2 separate regions of the Homo sapiens genome follow, and region 1 is linked to region 2. Evidence: chromatin loops called from intact Hi-C (ENCODE). Cell type or tissue: ovary. All regions are shown on one strand. Each heading gives the region's core, and the rest is flanking DNA. Links, peaks and the distances in the headings are about the cores only.

What was found. Peaks named below come from ENCODE experiments on the same cell type or tissue, not always from the same donor. Only the 100,000 strongest peaks of a DNase experiment are listed, where the experiment ranks them.
Region 1: a loop joins it to region 2, with 4 times the contacts of the local background. A loop is called at or near these places in 1 of 110 quality-filtered maps.

Annotation. Positions count from the first base shown.
Region 1 is chr1:29,468,306-29,471,108 of GRCh38, reverse strand. All of the region lies in intron 1 of LOC107984933 (a long non-coding RNA gene), which reads right to left. Among named protein-coding and RNA genes, the nearest start is that of LINC01756, 120 kb to the right of the region's middle. In ovary, for the core only: no CTCF peak of the experiment used is centred there; a DNase peak (open chromatin) is centred at 1,478.
Region 2 is chr1:29,239,572-29,242,374 of GRCh38, reverse strand. All of the region lies in intron 1 of PTPRU (protein tyrosine phosphatase receptor type U), which reads right to left. Among named protein-coding and RNA genes, the nearest start is that of PTPRU, 4.5 kb to the right of the region's middle. In ovary, for the core only: no CTCF peak of the experiment used is centred there; a DNase peak (open chromatin) is centred at 1,374.

The DNA.
Region 1 (2,803 bases), core at 12-2,511, 230 kb before region 2:
GCTGCCGTGAGTGCAGACGCAAGCATGAGCTCGTTTCATTCTCTCACCAGGTTCATAGGTATTTGCTTGGCGTTGACTTGAAGCCAGGTGCCATGGGTCTGCAGAGAGGATGGGAATAAATATGCACTGAGTCCTTGCGGATGCCCCTCCCGTGCCCAGGGGAGCCCACGTGTCCTCCCAGGCAGGCTTCTTGCCCCATTTAGCAGACGAGGAAACTGAGGCTCAGAGAGGGAGAGGAAGCTGCTCAGGGTGAACCAGTGGCGGCGATTCAACACCAGGCCAGTCCCAAAATCCACACCTGCCCTTCCCCACATTCCCAGCCCTGGTACCCTTTAAGCTCCCTCTGCTGGGGCAGGACTGGCCCTTTGCTCTGGAGCCTCTTGTTGCCCAGTGGGGGCTCAGCAGCCACAGCCATGCAAGGAGGGACGGAACTGGCAGGGCCTTATGTCACCCCTTGGGAGGATAGACTGAGGCACCCAGGGTGCAAAGTTCTGAGGGGATGCTCACCCACAGGGCCGGGCAGGTGCCGACTCTGCTTAGTGGAAGCTCTCAGCCCTCTATTTACCCTCCAGTCTGTGGCTCCACATGGGGAGTCCAGGCCCCTTGGCTGTATACTTGCCTGTCCCCTTTCTCCAAATTATCCCCTGGGCCTGTCTGTAGCCACAGGATGTGGATTAACCTGTCTTTAGGCTTCTGGCTCCAGACGCTCTGTCTCCTGCCTTCCTGGGCTGGTCCCTCGCCAGCTCTGTCCTCAGAGAAATATGGATGGACCAGATGGTGGCAGCTGGTTCTGGGCCATGGGAGGGTGCAGGCCCGGCCCTGGGGCTGGCGCTGGTTGATAAATCCCATCTCTTTGAGCTGGTGGTGGCTTTTCCTGCAGATGAGTCTCAGCACAAAGTAGGGTGTGCAAGTGTGTCTGTGTACTTGCGGGAACAAGGAGTCCCTTTGTTTTCCCAGACGTGGATTTTATCTCTGTGTCCATCCTGGGGCTGCTAGAGTGAGTGTCCACTTTGCTGATAGAGGCTAATAATAAGTGTCACCGTGTGACCCCATTTGGGCTACCCCGGATCAACTTCAAGTTGAAAGAGAAAGTGAAAAGCAGAGAAGAGAAAGAGAAAAGGAGGAAAAGTTAATCCTAAGATGCCATAATCAGAAAGTCCTCCAAAAAACTGAGTCTAAATCTCTTTTATAGATGGGGAAACTGAGGCTCTGAGAAGCTCTCAGCAGGGTCACACAGGGTGAGGATTCAATGAATAGTTGCAGAGCACAGAGAGGGCTGGAAGGAGGAGATGATGACAGTGTATGTAAAGTGCCCAGCACTGGGGCCGAAGCCCAGAGTCCAGGCCTTGGTGATGAACCCCATGGAGTAAAACCGCTATAGGTCAGGACCAATCCAGGGCTCGGGCAGTGAGCCTGGGAGCAGGGCCAAGTGGCCTCAGCCATGAGGGGTGGGGTCAGCCCTCTGAGGTTGTATGGGGCAATGTCTGGCAGGGCTCTGACGGTGACCTACTTCCATAGACATAGACCACAGATGTCCAGGATGAGTCAGGGCAGAGGGCCAGGTGCCTCCCTGGGTCTCTCTGAACTCCTTGGCCAGCAACTCTACAATGTTCTTCCAAGCACCCTGGTATTTTGGCAATTCTGGTTTCCTGGAATCATTTCCCCAACCCTATTTATGGTGAAAGGGACTCTGTGATTCAGGTCACAGACAGGGTCTGCAGTTAGAAAGGGACCTGAGGGAGGTTTTGTCCAGGAGAGACCCACACCCTGACGCCAGTTCTCTAGGCCTCCCTGGGTCCCAGCCCCACTGCCGTGACCCTGGGGAGGATGCAACCATTGATCCCATGCTCTCCTAGGTGGGAAGTGGGGGGGATGCTCTCCTGCCAATCATGTGATGATTAAGAGTTTGGGTTTCTGAAGCAGACAAACCTGAGTTCAACTGGCTTGTGGTGTGACCCTGGGCAAGTCCCTCTGCCACTCGGAGGACAGAGGTCTCATCTGGGCAGGCCCCACTCTGGGCTCTGCAACACTGGGGCTGTCTCGGAGACCATTCATATATTCAGAGAAAAGAAATCACTCTCCATTTTATTAACCTAATTAGAAGTAATCAAGTCGTGGAGATCTGTGCAGAAAGCTGAGTGATTAGGAAAAATTATCTCCTGTGAAGAGTTTAAATTTAAATGTGTTTGGTTCCATCATTGAAAAAACAAATAGAGAAGAGTTGGCTTTCTGTCCCCACCCCTGTGGCCCAGAGTTTCAAGAGGTGGGGGCAGCAGCTCAGAGAGAGCGTCCAACCACAAGCAGGACTGGCAGGGGGTACAGCAGACCTGCCGAGACAGGGGCCTACATGCTCTGGAAGGAAAGCACTCTCTCGAGACCACCACCCTCACCCTCAGGGATAGCCACGGCCTCAGCCTCAGACCTCTGGCACACACACAAAGTCACACTCATGCACACCCACACCCTGAAACAAATGTGCACGTCTGTCCTTGGGCTCAAAGTATTCTTATATCCTGAACAACAGACTCTCCCCCAAGAGACCCAGAATTCTCAGGAGCCCAAGACGTGTGTGTGTATGCGTGTGCATGCGCATGTGGGTGTGGGTTGGGGAGGAGTTGCAGTGACTTCCCTGCTTGCTGTCTCTGTCGATTTGGCTCAAGTGGAATGGAGTGGGTAGGTGGGACCATCATTGTCAGAAGTCTGGAGAAGCAGACAGAGGGATGCAACTGCGGTAGGGCCATACTGCACCCAAAGGGGTGAAGTCACTCTCAGGTGAGTCCTTGAGCATGCACAGTGTCTTTAA
Region 2 (2,803 bases), core at 5-2,504:
AGTCTGAAGAGCGATCAGGAGGCAAGTCCCAGGGAAGGGGCTACCAGAGGTTGAGTTGGGTACAGCCACCAGGACATTCCCACCCAACACGTCCACACCCCTTGTGGACACATCCTGGATACATGGACACCACCATAGGTCACAAGGGCACCTCCACATCTAAACATACAAATAGACACATGAGGCCAGGCACAGTGGCTCACACCTGTAATCCCAACACTTTGGGAGGCCGAAGCAGGTGGATCACCTGAGGTCAGGAGTTCAAGACCAGCCTGGCCAACATGGTGAAACCCCATCTCTACTAAAAATACAAAAATTAGCCAGGCATGGTGGCGGGTGCCTGTAATCCCAGCTATTCGGGAGGCTGAGGCAGGAGAATCGCTTGAACCCAGGAGGCAAAGGTTGCAGTGAGCCGAGATCATGCCATTGCACTCCAGCCTGGGTGACAAAGCGAGACTCCATCTGAATAAAAAAGAAGAAAAGGCCGTGCGCTGTGGTTCACGCCTGTAATCTCAGCACTTTGGAAGGCCAAGGCAGGCAGATCACAATGTCAGGAGTTCAAGACCAGCCTGACCAACATGACGAAACCCAGTCTCTACTAAAAATACAAAAATTAGCCAGGCATGGTGGCGTGCGCCTGTAATCCCAGCTACTTAGGAGGCTGAGGCAGGAGAATCACTTGAACCCGGGAGGCGGAGGTTGCAATGAGCCAAGATCACGCCACTGCACTCCAGCCTGGGTGACAGAGTGAGACTCCATCTCAAAAAAAAGAAGAAGAAGAAGAAGAAGAAGAAAAAAAAAAAATAGACACATGGCACCCCACACCCAGACTCACTAACAACTGGATACTTCAATGACTGGGTCCCTGTTGTTTCATACACAGATACCCCCACCCTCAGATACCCGGACACTTGGGGACCCCTACAACCAGACACTCAGGCACCTGGCCAGCCCCATACCTGGACACAACACAGAGACACTCCCCACTTATAAATACCCACTAACCTGAGGACTCCCAGACACATGGATACACCCACCTCCAGCCCCAGGGATGCTGGGATAGCCTCTGTCTGCACACCCTGATCCTCCCACATGCTGGTACTGGGTTGTCCACACCTAGATAGCGAGACACCACCCATCCAAATAGCTCTGCACCCAACTCCAGGAATGTGATACTTGGATAGCCAGACACCCTTAGCACCAGGCTCCCCAGGGGTCAAAGCAGCTGGTTACCTCCCTACTCCAAACTCAGATCCTGCCACACCACACGATAACCAGATGGCTAGACACCCTAACAGGTCACATGTGTCCATGCCCCTAGTTACAATCCCTACACACCCCCCACTCTGACTGCCCAGATGCTAGAGTCACATCTGCACACACCTCAGCCAGCCTCCCCAACCCCATCTGCCAGGGCCACCACGGGATGCAGTTCTCCTCCCTTCCCTCCGGTGCACAAGCGGTGAGAACAGAGGCTGTGACCCCACCCGCCCACCCTAGGATCTAGGACTGAGGACTAAGGGAGGGTCTTCCAGGAAGCTTCCCTCCCTCTCCTAACACAGGGCCCTGCGGGCTCCCTCCCTCCTCCCCAGCCACTCACACAGACCGTTGAGACTCAACGTCTCACCAACTGCCAGGCCCCATCACAAAAGCCTGAGACTGGGGGCTGGAAGGGCCCTGCCAGCTGCTAGGGGTGGGGCCAGAGCCTGGGGGAGGGGCTGGCAGGCAGGAGGCCCGTTCCCTTCAGTCTCTTGCCAGGGACTCAACCTCCCCAACTCAAAGCTCCCAGATGACACTCTCAACATGGCCTTTTCACAACATAACACCATCCCCCACCCTCCAGGAATTTTCCAGATTCCTGGAGGGAAACCTGGTTCTTCAATCTCTACCTTCAGTGGAATCAGTGCACCCCCATCTGGCATCTCCACCTCTGAACCTGGCCCCCTTAAACTTTATTCTTTCAGGCCATATATATTTATTCAGACCCGGTGGGCCAGGCCTTGTACCTGGCACTAAGATTCAGAAGTAAACTAAAAACCCAGTCTCTGTCCTCAGCTCTCAGTCTGGTAAGGGAGACAGCACTAATAAACTGTAATTACAATAATTACAATGCTATGTAAAAATCCAATTGACCCCCACCCCCCGACTTCCTAGGCTAGGACAGGGCATCACCGAGGAAGGCTTCAGGGACTGGATGATGCTTACAGCTGAGAGCCCATCAAGTTGCAGGAGTTCACCAGCAAAAAGCTGGAGTTAGAAAGTTCTGCAGAGAAAGCACGGCTTGCCCAAAGGCCCAGAGAGGAGACAGCAGGCTGTGGGCATTTGGGTCTTTGGTAAGAAGGTCAGGCTGGCCAGATCATAGGATGCAAGGGGCAGTGACACAAAACAAGATGCAGCTGGACAGGCAGGCAGGAGCTAGAGCCAGCAACAGGGCCAAGGGATAAGGACTTCACCCTGAAGGCAATGGGGAGCCTTCAAAGGGTTTTAAACCCTTTGAGTTAAAATGTACTTTACAAAGATCCCTGGCACCATGAGGGAAAGAGGGAAGGAGGAGGCTGGAGTCTTCCTGCAGGTGAAAGATAGCTGAGGACGGACAGAAGGAGACAGATGAAAGAGTCTCTGAGAGGGCAGACAGGACGTTCCAGGATGCAGGAGGGCAACTAGGAAAAGGGGGGAGGGGGAGGAAGGAGGAGCACAAGGTACCCCCTGCAACTCTGGCCAACCCAGTCCTGCATGGAAAGGCCACCCCATATGCCCAGCTGAGCTGATGAAAATCATGGAAGGATGGTGGCCTGTCTCCATC